2 separate regions of the Homo sapiens genome follow, and region 1 is linked to region 2. The links are chromatin loops, found by intact Hi-C in ENCODE. Cell type or tissue: PC-3. All regions are shown on one strand. Each heading gives the region's core, and the rest is flanking DNA. Links, peaks and the distances in the headings are about the cores only. Region 1 has its middle 100 kb from the start of LINC00158. Region 2 has its middle 260 kb from the start of LINC00158.

Region 1 (9,006 bases), core at 553-8,552, 160 kb after region 2:
GGAACACATTCTCAAAACAAAATCTAATGTTTTCAATCTCAAAATAACTCATGTTAGAACTAGTGGACAAGAATTTTAAAGTAGCTGTTATAATTCCCTTAATGAAGTAAAATAAAATATGTTTGCAATAAATGAAGGATAGAAAATTGTAGCAGAGAAATAAAAACAATAAAAAAGAGCAAAAGAAATTCCATAAACAAAATATACAATATCTGAAATAAAAATTTTACTGCAGGGACATAGTATTCAAATGGGGATGACAGAAGAAAGAATAATTAAACTTACAGACAGATCAATAGAAATTACACAATGCGAAAAAGAGAAAACAGGATGAAAAATAATGGACACTTTCTTACTGACCTATGGGATAATATCAAATGCTCAAACATATGTCTAACAGGAAATCTAGAAGAAAAAAGGAGAAGGAATATGAAAAAATATGTAAAGAAATAATGGCCAAAAATTTCTCAAATTTAAAGTAAAACAAATTTACATATTCAAGATATTTAATGAGCCCTGAGTACATTAAACACAAAGCCATACTGAGACGTATTATAATTAACCAGTTGGGTAGAAGTAATTTTGAAAATGGAATGAGAAAAGCAATGAGAAAGCAGAAAAGGAAAAACACATTACAGAGAAGGAGAGTAATTCAATGTTATGGAATTGTGGAAGCCAAAAGCAAATAGAATGAAGTCTTCAAAGTGTTCACAGAAAAAAAGCCTGTCAACTAGAATTCTACATCCAATGAAAATATAGTTCAAAAATAAAGGCAGAACTTAACAAAGAATGAAATCCTGCCATTTGTAACAACATGGATGGGCCTGGAGGGCATTATGCTAAGTGAAATAAACCAGACATAGAAAGACAAATACCGCATGATCTCATTTATACATGGAATCTACAACAGTCTAACACAGAGAAGCAGAGAGTAGAATTGTGGTTGCCAGGGGCTCGGGGAAGGAGGAAATGAGGCAGTGTTGATCCAAAGGTAAAAAGTTCCATTCACGCGAAAGAAAAAAGTTCTGGAGATCTACCATAAAACGCAGGGTCTATGATTAACAAACGGTATTGTATTATATTCTTAAAATGTGCTAAGAGGATAGATCTTATGTAACCTTATTACAAAAGGGGAAAAAGAAAACAAAGTGGGCAGATGGAAACTTTGGAGTTGATGTATAAGTTTATGGCATTGTTGGTGATGATATTTGATGGTTTTACAAGTGTGTCCTTATCTCCAAACAATCAAGTTTTATATATTAAATATCTATAGCTTTTCATATGGCAATCGTACCTCAGTAAGTCATTTTTAAAAAAGAATAAAGGCAGAATAAAAACATTTTATAGAAAATAAAAGATTATTGCCAGCAGATCTGTTAAGAAATGACAAAGGAAGGTTCAGAATGAAAGGAAATGAAACCATATGGAAACTCAAACGCTGAGAAAGGAATATAGAACATGGGAAATGGTATCTGGGTTAACGAAAAAAGTTTGTTTTGCTTTATTTCTCTTAATTTCTTTATAATACATATAATTGCTTAAACCAAACATTATAATATTTTCTTAAAGGATTTATAACATGTTAAAATGCAATATATATAACAACTACAGAATAAAAACTGGGGAGGGAGTCTGATATGGACCTATATGATTTCAAGGTTTCCACATTATGTAAAGTAACATTAACTGTAAGTAGATTGTTAAGGATATATATTGTAACCTCTATTTCCACCACTTAAAAAGTGACAGAAGACACATAGCTGGAAGGTCAACAGAAAAATCAAAATGGATTTCTGACATTTCTAAATAATAAAAAGGCAGGAAAAAATAGAAGGAAAAACAAAGTAGATAAATAAAAAAAATAAAGTAGCTGTATTAATGCCATATAACAGAGATTTCAAGTCAAAAGTTATTACTAGTGACAAAGAAGCTATTTCATAGAAGTAAAAGGATCAATTCATTAAAAAGACATGATTAAAAAGTGTATGTTTTTAATATCACAGCAGGAACATACAAAAGTGAAATTTAACAAATTAAAGGGAGACATAGACAAATCCACAGAGTTGGCGATTTGTTAAATTTCTCTGTTAGCAATTGATAGATCAGCTAGAAATCAGCAAAGATACCGAAGATATGACTAACACTCTCAAGCATATTGACCAGAATATTTGTGGCTAAATTTACATTTTCAGGATAAAGGATGATATATCAGAATCAGGTCTTAATGGTGGTCATATTAATTTGTAATTGTTTATTTCTAAGTATATCAATAGATTATATATTTCTACTCTAGTATTTCAAAAGCATCCAAAGCATTTTCAAGAATTAGAAATTGTCCATTCTAACAAATGAAGCATAGATGATACCATAACTGTCATTCCACATATTACAGAGAGCAGTTTGGAATGTGCGCTCTGAGGCCAAGTGTACTTAAGTTAAGTCCCATCTCTGGCCCTTCTTAGTTACACAGCTTGGGTGTATCACTTAATCTCCCATGATTCTTCACTTTCTCTTCTGAAAATGGAGATAATGATAGCCTCTATCTCACAGAGTTAAGCAAGAATATTAAAATCAAACTGTTATCGTGGTCACTGTGTCATTATCAAAAATGGAAGCCAAATTTGCTTTGCATCTCAGTAAATAAATGAATTTTCGTTTGAAAAGTGCAAATAAATCAAACTTGAGATGATCACAAGGAGCCTCTTAACACTGTTGAAACCACTGGAGGTTTATCCTGCAAAGCTATTTAGATTAAATCTGAAAAGTTCAAATCTTTACACCAAAGCTGAACCCCATATGGTTCAGGAGTCTTTGCCTGAAAATACATATGCTTAAGTAGAGTTTTCAATTTGTTTCTTTTTGAAATTCGTACAGTTTCCCCTCAATTGCACCCAAATGTTTTTCATTTCCTTCTCCAGGTTGACAAAGAATATTGATTTTGGTCATAACAGAATTCTCTCCAGAGAGGTCAGAGAGGTTCTTGTTGATACTGTCTGATTTAAATTTCATTTAAGCTGCTTGTTTTTTTAGGCATTAAATAAAAGAAATTATCTATAGCCAGGAAGAGGGTGTAAAAAGGTGACACAAGTTAAGACCACCTGCCTCCTGACAGAACTGAAGTTTAAAGTGGATTTTTTCTTTGAGTAGACTTTCAATCAAGTAATATCCAGTTTTAAAATAACTTATCCAAAATCTTTGATATTTTTCATTATGTTTTCCAAAATTGACAAACGTTAGAGTATAAGAGTTTAGGTAGAATTATTTAGAGTTAGAGTTAGGTACAATTATTTAGACTTAGAGTACAAAAGTTAGAGTACAAAAGTTAGAATACAAAAGTTTAGGTACAATTATTTCCTTTGATACTAATTCAAAAAGTCTTCTTGAATAAGATACGTTTTGTTAACATTTTTCTTTTCTAGTGTTTTCTTATTGTAATGCACTCATGAAAGAGAAATATTCAACTTAAACTTTCAGAGGAAAAAAAAGCTTAAACAAATATGATCAATCTTTATGTGTGTCAAGAAGCCTCTTAAAATTACCTTTAAGCCATATGAAAAAGACGAACTATACAAATACTTGTTTCTCATTTCAAATAAACTTGTTTAACAAACTCATTTTATTGTTTATTTTCTCAATCATGATGTTTGATTGATTTAATTTGCATGTCCATTTCATAAAGCATGAGTGTTCATACTGAAACAATGCTTACCAAGGACAAAGAGCATTTTCTCATCATAACTGGTGAACTCCCACCATAAAGCCAAAAATGAAGGAAACTGAGATCTAAAAATCAGGTATCATTAAAATAATAACAGAGTAAGAGAGCTTCCTATGATATGTAAAAATGTAACATACTTTTTTCTTAAAATTACTTTAAAAATACTCCTGGCTGGGCACGGTGACTCACGCCTGTAATCCCAGCACTTTGCGAGGCCGAGGCAGTGAATCATGAAATTAGGAGTTCAAGACCAGCCTGGCCAATATGGTGAAACCCCGTCTCTATTAAAAATACAAAAAATTAGCTGGGCATAGTGGTGGGCGCCTGTAATCCCATCTACTCAGGAGGCTGAACCAGGAGAATCACTTGAACCTGGGGGCGGAGGTTGCAGTGAGCTGCCGCGCCGCTGCACTGCAGCCCGGGCAACGGAGCGAGACTCCGTCTCAAAAAAAAAAAAAAAAAACTCGTATTTCAACATCAAACATGTCATGTATTAGCTTTCAGGGAAATGGTTGTGTTGAAGATGAAGGTTCAGCTTCACTTACAATGGCAGAGTTTGGTGTCTATGCAAAATGCCACATAGATTTGTCTTTTTAAATAATTTCAAAACTGTTTACGATTTGATTTGTACTGCCATCTAAATCCATAGCAATTATTCCACAATCAATTATAATAATGAAAGAAAACTGTGAAATGTAGATGAACATGAACATAGCTTCAAATGCTGTAGGTAATTACAGAAACTACGTAAGTGAAGATAAAATGCTTCTGCTGTCATTTACTCATGATTAGCTATTAAAACATCCCGCTAGGTGTTACCCAAATATTGCAATGGGTACTTGCCAAGTCAAGACTAAGCTATCTCTAATAGTGGCTCACATATGTTAATAAAAAGCCTAAGAGTAAAACCTACACTTGTAAACTGAAAGGGATTTATATTTTATTTCAGTGTGTAGTATATATTAATATTAATTTATGTTAATTATTAATATGTTAATTTAAGAAGGCAAAGAAAAGTTACCATTTACTAAGAATTTTATTAAATCTTAGTTCTCCTTAAATGAGAAAGGATGTCAAATAGCCATGCTGAATTACTTTAAAGTAAAAGACTCATCTCCCTGCACCAGTAATGTACTTTGTTCCATCCTAGATTTCACAGGCTAAACTGATTAGCAGCTCACCAGGAACTGTGAGAATTATTCAAAAGAACTAGAAGAGAGAAAACTCGATGTTGTGAGAAGGTCACATAAAGAACAATGAATTATACTTAGGAACTTTGCATCCTAGAGCTCATAAAATGAAAAAAAACTCCATTGCTTTTTCTCTCAGCTCAGTGAGGGGGATACTTTATCAAACATTTCTGAAAGTAAGACATCCTGCTGGCTTTATTTTATTAAACAAGGAATAAAACACATTGCTTTATTAGAGTTGTTTCAAGAATGCATCAAAGCTGTGGGCTCTCAAGACAGAAATCAAAGACTAAAAAAAAAATCGCATCTGCTGTATATTCCCCCAAAAAATATATTTGACTATAATTAATGTAGAATTGAAAGACAACTTGTAGAAATATGAAGAAATCACGTGCCAAAGTGATTATACATTTAACTTTCCCATAACCATAACATCATGATATCCTGGCCATGGAGAAGTTTATCTTCCTCATTATATAATGGTATGATAATTGTTGAGAAATAACATCTGGGAAATTTAAGAGCTCTCAATGAATCATATACTCAATCTGGGTGACTTTTCCCATTGGAATTTATCAGATTACACCTATATCTGAATCATCATTTTATTCAGCTGGGTTACAAATGTGACTTCAAGCAAGAATGATTTCAGTCCCATTTTCTCTCTGAAAAAGTAAAGAGTTCTGAGCAGGCAGCAGATCACACATCGGGCTGTGTGCTGCTCTGAAGACTTGGAGAGACTGCCAGATTGTGGGTCCCAGAGGCAAAATTAATTCACTCCCACAGCCATGGCTGCTCAAGTATTTCCCTGGCTTGTGGTCCTGCCTAGTCTCTTCCCAATCCCACCCTGGTGAGGCTGAAGCCATGTGTGGGGATTCTCATCTCCCATTTTGTTAGCTCATCTCTATCAGACATATTTTTCAATTTGGCATATAAAAAGATAATAAAATAAAAAGAGAAATAAGTAGTTCATACTTTTTACCTCTATCTCTGTAACCTTAGGACAGTGATCATGGTATGGTTATAAATACTCCATTAGTAGGCCAGGCAATGCAATGTCACAGTGAAGAATATATGCTCTGAATTTACACAGATCTTAGAATCTTCTCTGTCACTTACCAACTATATTTGAAGCAAGTACATTAACTGCTCTGTGCTCAGTTTCTTAACTTGCAAAATGAGGATAATGAGGGTACCTAATTTAAAGTGTTGAGAGTTAAATGAGAATGTTAGTAAAATTCTAAAAAGAATGTTTGCACACACTAAATGTTCAATAAATGTTAGTCATTATTATCATTATTATTAATTATTATGATAATGATAGTCAAAGGCTAATATATGAATATCAATATTACTAGGTAGGAAACTGAGGTTAAAAGTCTTCAAGAAAAAGTCAATGTGTCAAGGAGATGACTGAGAAAAAGAAATACAACAATAATGGGGACAGAAACAAAGAAAAAAGAAAGAAAAACTGTAAGAAAGGTCATAGGTTACATGGCTAAAAATATTCCAACTCAAAAATTTCAGTTACAGTTCTTAGATTTCCACTCTGAGGCCAAAACATACCAACCAACTCTTCGGATAGTCGATCCACTCAGTTATTCAGCACACAGCCACTTCATCTTGTTTAAGGCCATCAAAAGAATGAGCTAGAGGGATTAGAATCTAAAGTAGAGCACTGCCTCTTGTGAATTACATTCAGAGGAATAAGAACCATGGAAGAGTAGGCATGGATTGACAAGACCTTCTGGCCAAATGAAAACCCTGAGTAGAAAAAAAGAGTAACAGTACAAAAATAAATAAATAAAATTTTAAAGAAGTTGAAGAGAGTGAAAACAAAAACAAATAAGCAAACAAGGTCAGAGGGACAGGGCAAAAGATCACAGTGTCCCCCCTGGTATTCTGTTGTTTGAAGAATTGAAGACAAGCAGGTTGCATCAGAAAGGGGAGAGTATTTTTTTCCCACGAAGTATAATAAATGCCTCAAACTTCTGGGCTCAAGCGATCCACTTGCCTCAGCCTTGCAAGTAGCTGTCATTCTGAGGGGCTTCAAAAAACAAAGAAAGTGTGACCTATCTACTCAACACTACCAACTAACTCTTCCTTAGACTCAGACTCCAACAATCAAAAAGTAGGCTGATACAACTTCTGCTAAATTTATCTGCTCCTACTGCTCCCATGATAATGTCTTCTATGTTATACTTTCTTTAATTTTCACCACTGATTCATTGCCTTTATTCATAAACTTACTACTACCTGATATTAAAAAATGAATATGTATTTACAAATCAAATAAGTTCAATTAAAGAGTATAATGACTACATGTCATATGCCAATGTTGAACTATGGATGTTTCAACACTTCAAATGGGCCAGCAGCCTCTACATAGCCTCAAACACCTTTAGCAGATGAACTTTAAAACCCACTAGGAAGTAGAGATGAGTCCTGATTTGGACTGTGCACTTTCCCTTTTGAACAACAGCACTGAATTCAGGCTTGTGAACAATACCTGCCAGCAAAGTCATGAGCTAGTAGCCAACTGAAGTCCTATCTTTGGGCCCCACTGAATCATGAGGGAGGCACAGAATGTTCTATATCCCATTAGCCACATGGGCTATTTCAAGTGCAGAAGCAACAAAGGGTATGTGGCAAACACAACCTCAAAAATGCATCCAACCAGTTATGCCAATAACAAACTATCACAAATCTCAACTGCTATCTCTGCAAATTCAATAGACTGACTCTAGTCACACAATCCAGCAATGAATGATTCCGTCAGCATGGTAACAACAATGCCTTAAATTTGTAAAGCTCTTCATGGTAACTCATTTTCCCAAATCTCCTTTGATTCTCATTCTTGAGATGACATGTAAGCAGTGAAGCTTTTCTTAAACTTCTAAATTCATTATTTCCTTATTTAATTTTCATTCCAACTTGGAGTTTTACAAAACCATATGGTCATCTCAATCCAAGGTAGCTAGCATTAGCCTATGCCTCAAGTTACGATTGACAATAATTTGCTTCATGTCAGATTTCACTTCACTAAAGCAGGACTACAAAGAGCTATATTTACTATATGACCAGAAAAATTTAAAGTCATTGCAACCTTTAAAAAATTATAGTTATGATGGCTGGGCACGGTGGCTCACGCCTGTAATCCCAGCACTTTGGGAGGCTGAGGCAGGCGGATCACGAGGTCAGGAGATCGAGACCATCCTGGCTAACACGGTGAAACTCCGTCTCTACTAAAAATACAAAAAAACAAAAAATTAGCCAGGCATGGTGGCGGGTGCCTGTAGTCCCAGCTACTCACGAGGCTGAGGTGGGAGAATGGCGTGAACCCGGGAGGGAGAGCTTGCAGTAAGCCAAGATCACTCCACTGCACTCCAGCCTGGGCAACAGAGTGAGGCTCCATCTCTAAATATATATATATATATATAGTTATGATAATAAGTGATGCTTCAGTGGCATAAAAAGGATCTTCTCTGCATATTCCTTTCAGAGATGAAGTTTTATTTATTTGCATCTGAAAACTTAATGGGTTTATTTCAAGCTGTCCCATATTTTGGCCAAATATTATTTTCTACATCACTGTGATGTTTGAAAACAATAAGCATATTATCTCAAACCATTTTACATTTAATGACACTAAGAAACAAGTAAAGAAATGCTGAAATCTTGAACTAGGATCATGTTCATTACAAAAATGTCAATCACTGGGTGAAAAGTGTGGTTCTCCAGGCAGATGTTTAGAACCCTCAACAGAATGAACTTTTAGGACAGGATTTTGGACAACTTTGTGTCTTTACATCAACCATTGAGTATGAAAACATCTATTGACCTATAGCCTAACTTGGAAATACAAGAGTTCACACAAATATACGACCCCGGTAAGTTGGATAGGCTTGAAAGCTTAGGAGGCAAAATAAATAAAATGGAGTAATTATAGGGACAAATGCTTTATCTCCCACTGCCAACCAAAAACAAATTTATAAATTGTAGGAGGAAATGTCAATTAAGGTAGTGTCTATCTCCCACTCTGCACATAGTTTTTTATACAACAATGAGCAGCGGATGTGAATGGAAAATGCATGCTGC
Region 2 (9,006 bases), core at 528-8,527:
AAGATATTCATAATTAATACTTTCCACATGCTGACATATATTTACCCCAAACTGTAATCCCAGACTTTCAAATATGAATTTTTAAACTTAAATTTTAATTTCAAGTGCAGGTTTGTTACATAGTTAAACTTGTGTTATGGGGGTTTGTTGTACAGATTATTTCATCACCCGGGTATAAAGCCTAGTACACTTTTGTTATTTTACCTGATCCTCTCCCTTCTCTCACCCTCCATTCTCCAAAAGGCCCCAGTATGTATTGTTCCCCTCTACGTGTTCATTTGTTCTCATCAGTTAGCTCCCACTTATAAGGGAGAACACGTAGCATTTGGTTTTCAGTTCCTGTATTAGTTTGCTAAGTATAATATGGCCAAAGGAATATGAATCATTCTATTATAAAGACACATGCACAAGCATGTGTATATTTATTGCAGCACTATTCACAATAGCAAAGACATGGAATCAACCTAAATATCTATCAATGATAGACTGGATAAAGAAAATGTACATATACACCATAGAATACTATGCAACTATAAAAAAAATATGAGATCATGTCCTTTGCAGGAACATGGTTGGAGCTGGAGGCCATTCTCCTTAGCAAATATGAATTTTTTATGCCTCTCATGCTGTTATCAGGACAACTGTGGTTGGCAGACAAAATGAACACCAAGGTGTATTTATAAAACTATTATTAAACTTATATAAATAGATCTCATAAATGACGTCCGTATCTTTCACATGAATTATACTCAACATCTAATACCTACTTGTAGAACCTGAATGACTAAAAGCAAAGCCTGTGGGGTTAGCAGATGTAGATCTGACTCTTGAGGTATACAATTCTAAATCATATAAAGCCTTGAAATTTAATATAGAAAGAAAAACTCTCACTTGATGTCATTCATATAGATTTTTTCCTAAATTTCTTTTTAAGGCTAGATGATTTGGAATAACTGATAACTTTCCTTTGCCACATTTATTCCTACCAGATTGAGTTGAACACCTGCCTTAAGGGCTTAGCTTCCTGTTTTCTTAAGGGAGTTATAATTCCTTAAGAGATGCCATTATTGGGTATATACCCCCCAAAATATAAATTGTTCTACATAAAGACACATGCATGCATATGCTCATTGCAGCACTGTTTACAATAGTAACAACATGGAGTCAACCTAAATGCCTATCAACAGTAGACTAGATAATCAGACGGGTGTGGTGGCTCACACCTGTAATCCCAGCACTTTGGGAGGCTGAGGCAGGTGGATCATCTGAGTTCAGGAGTTCAAGAGCAGTTTGACCAACATGGTGAAACTCCATCTCTACTAAAAATACAAAATAATCCGGGTGTGGTGGCACATGCCTGTAACCCCAGCTACTTGGGAGGCTGAGGCAGGAGAACCACTTGAACCCAGGAGGAAGAAGTTGCAGTGAGCTGAGATTGCAGCATTGCACTCCAGCCTGAGCAACAGGAATGAAAAAAAAACAAACAAACAGTAGACTGGATAAAGAAAATGTGATACATATGCACCATGAAATACTACATGGTGATAAAAAATGAGATCATGTTCTTTGCAGCAACATGAATGAATCTGGAGGCAATTATATTAAGTGAACTAATGCAGAAACAGAAAACTAAACATCACATGTTTTCACTCATAAGTGGGAGCTAAACATTGAATACACATGGACACAAAGAAAAGAACAACAGACACTGGGGCCTACTTGCAGGTGGAAGCTGGGAGGAGGGTGTGGATTGAAAAACTACCTATCAGATACTATGCTTATTATCTGGTTGATAAAATCATCTGCACAGCGTACCCCTGCGACATGCAATTTATTTATATAACAAACCTCCACATGTACCCCTGAAGCTAAAATAAAAGTTGGGAAGGAAATTTAAAAAAAAAGAAAGACAAAGAAATTTCCAGGGGAAAAAAGAGAGATGAGCATGAAAAAGTTTATTTTAAAAATTATTATTCTAATGTGTATTAGTCCGTTTTCACGGTGCTGATAAAGACATACCAAGACTGGGCAATTTACAAAAGAAAGAGGTTTAATTGGACTTATAGTTCCACATGTCTGGGGAAGCCTCACAATCATGGCAGAAGGCAAGGAGGTGCAAGTCACGTCTTACATGGATGGCATCAGGCAAAGAGAGAACTTGTGCAGGGGACCTCCTTTTTTAAAACCATCAGATCTCATGAGACTTATTCACTATCATGAGAACAGCATGAGAAAGACTTGCCCCATGATTCAATTACTTCTCACTGGCTCCCTACCACAACACATTGGAATTCAAGATGAGATTTGGGTGGGGACACAGGCAAACCAAATCACAATGTTTTGCAGAAATCTAGGAAATTTAAGATTTTTCCTCTAATGTTAGATCTGAAGATTTTTCAGTTTAAGGATAAGGTCATGAGACAATGTAGTTCTAGAGTTCTCCCCAGACAGAGAGCAAAGGTTATGAACTAATGAATGCCTCTTGTTTTGATAAAATCTCTTCAACCTCACTTCTCTTGTCAAACAGTGAACTCGGGTATTGTATTAAGACAAAGATGAAAATGTGAAATTGAGACATCACTGTAAATTGTGTGCTTAGAAAGCCTATGAAAGCTTCATTCATTGAGTGCAACTTGGACTAGAATGTTGCTTGACGTCCATAGCATGGGGCAACACCCTGTAGCCAATGAAATCTAAATATGATGTCAAATTGTCTCTGCTCTCTCCATTTTTTAGTTATATCAGGATTTCAAAAAGGTTATCAGTTCCAAGAGGAAATTTATAATAATCTTAAAAGTAATATCTTAAAATAATATTTTAAGTAATTTACTTAAAAGTAAAGTGAGATATTATTTAACATTATTTAATTCTTGAGATACTTTTTAAGAGATATTATTTATTTAATTCTTAAAGTAACTCTAAGAATTAAATATGAAAATGCTAAAACAAGTGGTGATATGATTTGGCTTTGTGTTCCTACCCAAATCTCATCTTGTAACTCTCATAATTCTCATAATTCCCACATGTTGTGGGAGGGACCCAGTGGAAGATAATTAAATAATGGAAGCAGTTCTTTTCCCTGTGTTGTTCTCATAAGAGTGAATAAGTCTCACTAGGTTTAATGTTTTTAAAAACAGGAGTTTCCTTGTACAAACTCTCTTATCTGCTGCCATGTGAGACATGCCCTTCACCTTCTGCCATGATTGTAAGGCCTCCCCAGCCACATGGAACTGTTGAGTCCATTAAACCTCTTTCTTTCGTAAATTGTCCAGTCTCAGGTATGTCTTTATCAGCAGTGTGAAAGCAGACTAATACAGTAAATTGGTACCAGGAGTGGGGTGTTGCTGAAAAGATACCTGAAAATGTGGAAGTGACTTTGGAACTGGGTAATAGCCAGAGGTTGGAACAGTTTGGAAGGCTCAAAAGAAGACAGGAAAATGTGGGAAAGTTTGGTACTCCCTAGAGACTTGTTGAATGGCTTTGACCAAAATGCTGATAATGATATAGACAATGAAATCCAGGCTAAGGAGGTCTCAGATGGAGATGAGGAACTTGTCGGGAACCAGAGCAAAGGTGACTTTTGTTATGTTTTAGCAAAGAGACTGGCGACATTTTGCCCATGCCCTAGAGATTTGTGGAACTTTGAACTTGAGAGAGATGATTTAAGCTATCTGGTAGAAGACATTTCTAAGCAGCAAAGCATTCAAGAGGTGACTTGGGTGCTGTTAAAAGCATTTGGTTTCAAAGAAAAACAGAGCACGAAAGTTTAGAAAATTTGCAGCCTGACAATGCAATAGAAGGGAAAATTCCATTTTCTGAGAGAAATTCAAGCTGGCTGCAGAAATTTGCATAAGTAACAAGGAGCTATATGTTAAATTTCATAGGCTGGGCCCAGGGTCCCCTTGCTGTGTGTAGCCTAGGGACTTGGTCCGCTGTGTCCCAGCCACTCCACCCATGGCTAAAAGGACCCAGTGTAGAGCTCAGGCCATGGCTTTGAAGGGTACAAGCCCCAAGCCTTGGCAGCTTCCACATGATGTTGAGCCTGCAAGTGCACAGAAGTCAATGATTCAGGTTTGGGAACCTCTGCTTAGATTTCAGAGGATGTATGGAAATGCCTGGATGTCCAGGCAGAAGTTTGCTGTGGGGCAGGGCCCTCATGGAGAAACTATGCTAGGGCGGTGTGGAAGGGAAATGTGGGGTCAGAGCCCCTACACAGAGTTCCTACTGGGGCACTGCCTAGTGGAGCTCTGAAAAGAGGACCACCATCCTCTAAACCCCAGAATGGTAGATCCATGGATAGCTTGCACTGTACACCTGGAAAAGTGGCAGACACTCAATGCCAGCCCATCAAAGCTTCTGAGAGGGAGGCTATACCCTGCAAAGCCACAGGGCCAGAGCTTCCCAAGACCATGGAGCCCACCTCTTGCATCAGCATGACCTAGATGTGAGACATGGAGTCAAAGAAGATCATTTTGGAGCTTTAAGATTTGATGGCCCTGCTGGATTTTTGATTTGCTTTGGGCCTGTAGCCCCTTTGTTTTGGCCAATTTATCCCATGTAGAATGGCTGTATTTACCCAGCGCTTGTACACCCATTGTATCTAGGAAGTAATTAACTTGCTTTTGATTTTACAGACTCATAGGTGGAAGGAATGAGACTTTGGACTGTGAACTTTTGAGTTAATGCTGAAATGAATTAAATCTTTGGGGATTGTTAGGAAGGCATGATTGGTTTTGAAATGTGAGGACATGAAATTTGGGAGATGCCAGGGTGGAAAGATATGGTTTGGCTCTGTGTCCCCACCCAAATCTCATCTTGTAACTCCCATAATTCCCACGTGTTGTGGGAGGGACCTGGTGAGAGATAACTGAATCATGGGGGCGGGTCTTTCTTGTGCTGTTCTCATGATAGTAAGTCTCACGAGATCTGATGGTTTTAAAAACTGGAGTTTCCTTTTACAAACTCTCTTCTCTTGTCTGCTGCCATGGAAGACATGTCTTTCAGCTTCCATCATGATTGTGAGGCCTCCCCAGCCACATGGAGCTGTAAGTCCTTTAAACCTCTTCCTTTTATAAATTGCCTAGTCTCAGATATGTCTTTATCAGCAGCATGAAATAAACTAATACAGATGGTTATTATTGTTATTGTTATCCATTTCTTTTTTTAAGTCTAAGGTATCACTTTTTTGTCAGGTTTCAACTAGAGAAACAGAACCAGCAGGAAGTATATATTAAGAAATTTATTGCAAGGAATTGTCTTTCTTGATTTGGGAGTCTGGTTAGGCAGATTCAAAATCCATAGGGATGGCTGTCAGAAAGTGGAGGCTGAAACTTTCGTGCAGGAGTTGAAGCTATAAATCCACAAACAGAATTCCTTTTGGTCCTGAAAAACCTCAGTTCTGCTCTTAAGGCCCTTAAACTGCTTGAATTGGGTTTACCCAGGTTATCTAAAATAATCACTTCAAATCAACTGATTATAAATATTACTCACATCTATAAAATACCTTCACAGCACCACCTACACTAGTGTTTGCATGAATGACTGGTAATGCATCCTTCCCAAGGTTACACATAAAACTGACCATCATAATAAGATATCCATTGTTAATGGCCTTAATAGTAAGATATTAAAAAGCAACCACAAAATAACTGTGACAAATAAAAATAAATATTTATTTTTTGCTACCAAATCTACAAGTTTGCTGGGTGACTTTCTTGGCTCACTTGATGTTGGCTGACCTTGCCCATGATTCTGCACACAACAGACAGGTTGTAGCATGCTGCTGTAGTTTGGCCTTAGTTGGAGTGACTCAGTTCTCCTTCATATATTCTCTCATCCTTCAGTAGGCTAACTCAGGACTTGTCCTTATGGTGGTGGCAGGGATTCAACGAGAGAGCAGGAGTGCACACAGCTATTAGAGTCTTAGGTTTAATCACTTCTACCACATTCCATGGGCCAAAGAAAATCACTAAGATAGCCAAAATTCAAGACATGGGGAAGTTAATATTATCTCCCAATGGAAGGAGCTACAAAGTCATGTTTTATATGGCATGGATATAGAAGAACTAGAAAATTGAGACCATTTTTTACAATAAATCTACCAAATCTAACATATAAAAAAATAAAAACATATAATGATTTATGGGTCATCTAATATGTTGTTTTAATAAAAATTTGATATCCTGCTCATACGAATGGGAAAAAGTTTTTTCTGCTAATACAAAGTGGACTTAGACCGTCATCTACATGTCACACCAGTTTGGAGTGCAGTAATGTATAATGTCAATTATTATCCAGCATGATTTAGAAGACAGAATGTGAAAGCCAAGAAGGCAGATCGTAAAATCAACTTGTAGTTCAGGCTTTGTATAACAGATAGTTCAAATAGAAAAGAAGGTAAAGAATTGAGGCCCGGCACGGTGGCTCATGCCTGTAATCCCAGCACTTTGGGAGGCCGAGGTGGGTGGATCACAAGGTCAGGAGATTGAGACCATCCTGGCTAACACAGTGAAACCCCGTCTCTACTAAAAATGCAAAAAATTAGCCAGGCTTGGTGGCAGGTGCCTGTAGTCCCAGCTACTCAGGAGGCTGAGGCAGGAGAATGGCGTGAACCCGGGAGGTGGAGCTTGCAGTGAGTCAAGATCGCGCCACTGCACTCCAGCTGGTGACAGAAGGAGACTCCATCTCAAAAAAAAAAAAAAAAAGAATTGAGTTCACACAAAAATGAGTTGAAATTATTAGGCATTAAGAAAAACTGACAGACGTTAATGAAATGGAAGAAGCCAAGGGACCAGAGATCAGAGTGTGGGTGAAATGTGTGTATTGAGGCCAGCCCTGCCTTAGCCTTTGTGAGGCCTAGAGCCAGAGTACACATGATGTTCCCCACACTAGATACCTACACGTTTAAAAATTATAATGAAACCTAGCAAATTGTTATATAAAATATGTCTACTACTCATCTCTTGATTAACCTACCTTTATGACAATCCAGAAGGGCTGGAGGACCACACCGGAATGGACAGCACAGGAAGGGCCAGCCCCAGTTCTCAGCCTGCCATCTTGTCTCCCGGCCTGACTTCATCTCATACCAACACATCTGGTCCATCCTGTGACTCAGCATGCAGTCTGAGAAGGAAGTACAGAGGCTCCAAGTGGGCTTTTGCATTTGGCCCCATGAAAGCCTCAGCCCATCAGAAGGCTTGTAGCCAGAGGAGAAGCAGAGAAGGGCTTTTTATAAAGGTAAACTTTTTGCCTAGGACTAAGAGGTAGTATTGTAGTAACAAGGATTTGAAGAACAGAAATCTGTGGAATTTAAAATCTAATCTCCAAATAATTAAAGCGAACCATAAAATATATGTTCAATGTACTTGGTTGCTGAAGTAAAAATAAGATAATATTAAGATTGAGGCAAATCAAGATACTGGATAAAGCAGGCCCACAGGTGAACAAACTTAGGGATACTGAAGGGCCCTGGTCAAGAGCCAAAGATAGAATAAGGGGGACCCTGACATATCAAGTGTCAAAGACTATGATGAATGAAAGAAACAGTGAGGTTCAAGAGAGGGCAGAATGAGTAGAAATGATGACATGAAAATCCTGTATCACCAAATGGCGGACTTTAGCACAGGTGGATTTGGGAGAACATGGACGTGGAATCACTTGGAAGACACATGAAGAGCAAGAAAAAGACTGTTGATACCACCTCCTACTGTTATCAAGAGCACTTCACGTGAAAACAAGCATCCGTTATTTAAAGGCTGGGGAAGAACCAAGTTTCAGATTATAAAGAAGGTAAAGGAAGCAACGAGAGTGAAGCAATAGGAAGGGGTAGGTTTCCAACGCTCTGTGGTAATGGAACCATGACCACATTCCACACCGTTGCATCACCAGGGCCACACACAGTGCCCAGCACACTGTATGTGCCTCATTAAAATAGCTGAATTTATGCATTACATTTGACAGAAGAAAATCTTTCTAACAGTGGTTCTTTCCAAGGAACACATAAAACATTATAAAGAATTGCGTAGACCTTCAGAAAGGGGATCACATAAAGCATTAGATGGCTTTTCAGTTCTGTTCCAAAACTGTGAGTCTACCATGCTGGTTAGGGTACCTGAGTTTCAGTGCCCCAATATTTATAACACAAATGTAAATTACACATGAAACACACACCCCTACAAACATTGCACAAGATTTTTTAAGTTATTATGTCCATAATTTAAAGCTGAAAAGTCCAGCTATCTATAGGTTATAAATATCACAAATCTCCACTGTGATTTTAATATTTAGAGAAAAAAGTCAAAAAGAATGTGACCATCTCCTAATGAATGCAATTACTAAAAATATCATCAATTAGAAATGATTTTCACATCAACAGAGCAGTCATAACAGTGTTTTTGAAACTACAGGTGGCAGCCTATTAGTTGTCATGAGCAGAATGTTTTAATGAAATAAAAAATGTAAAACACATTTCACATTGTACATAACGATTGCTTGATTAAACTCATCTTGGTCATGTATCATAGATATTGAAGTATTTTTAAATGCTTTATTATTTGTTATGTATTTATTTATTGCTCAAACATTTACAGAGTACCTCCCGTGCTAACACTTGAAGGTAAAATTCATTTTAAAAGACATGCAAAGTTTCTTTAGAGCTCATAATTGAATGGCAACAGCAGATAATTATACAAGCAAAGAAGCATGAAAATAGAAAAGTAAAAGTTGTCAAGGGAGATCAAAAGTAACTCAAGGGGTAAGGAAGAACCACTTTAGAAAAAGTATGGATTAAGATGATACTTAAAGAATGAGTGAGGGTGAGCTTAGCGATCAGTCAGGCTGGTATATTCTATACAGGAGAATAGCAAGAGGCAAGAAAGAAAATATCACGTTAATAAACTGAAAGGAATCCAACCAACTTAGAGCATAGAGTGTGAGAAGGTTAATAACTGGAGGTGAGGATGGGAGGGTAGGCAGGGGTCAGATTGTACATGGCCTTATGAACCA

The links. A loop is a pair of places that touch in the nucleus more often than their neighbours do. Peaks named below come from ENCODE experiments on the same cell type or tissue, not always from the same donor. Only the 100,000 strongest peaks of a DNase experiment are listed, where the experiment ranks them.
Region 1: it touches region 2 in a loop (4-fold over the local background); 1 of 110 quality-filtered maps calls a loop at or near these places.

Annotation. Positions count from the first base shown.
Region 1 is chr21:25,323,962-25,332,967 of GRCh38, forward strand. No RefSeq gene overlaps it. Among named protein-coding and RNA genes, the nearest start is that of LINC00158, 100 kb to the right of the region's middle. RefSeq lists an enhancer at 5,144-6,343. In PC-3, for the core only: no CTCF peak of the experiment used is centred there; a DNase peak (open chromatin) is centred at 5,480; H3K27ac peaks cover 3,122 bases.
Region 2 is chr21:25,163,782-25,172,787 of GRCh38, forward strand. No RefSeq gene overlaps it. Among named protein-coding and RNA genes, the nearest start is that of LINC00158, 260 kb to the right of the region's middle. In PC-3, for the core only: no CTCF peak of the experiment used is centred there; no DNase peak of the experiment used is centred there.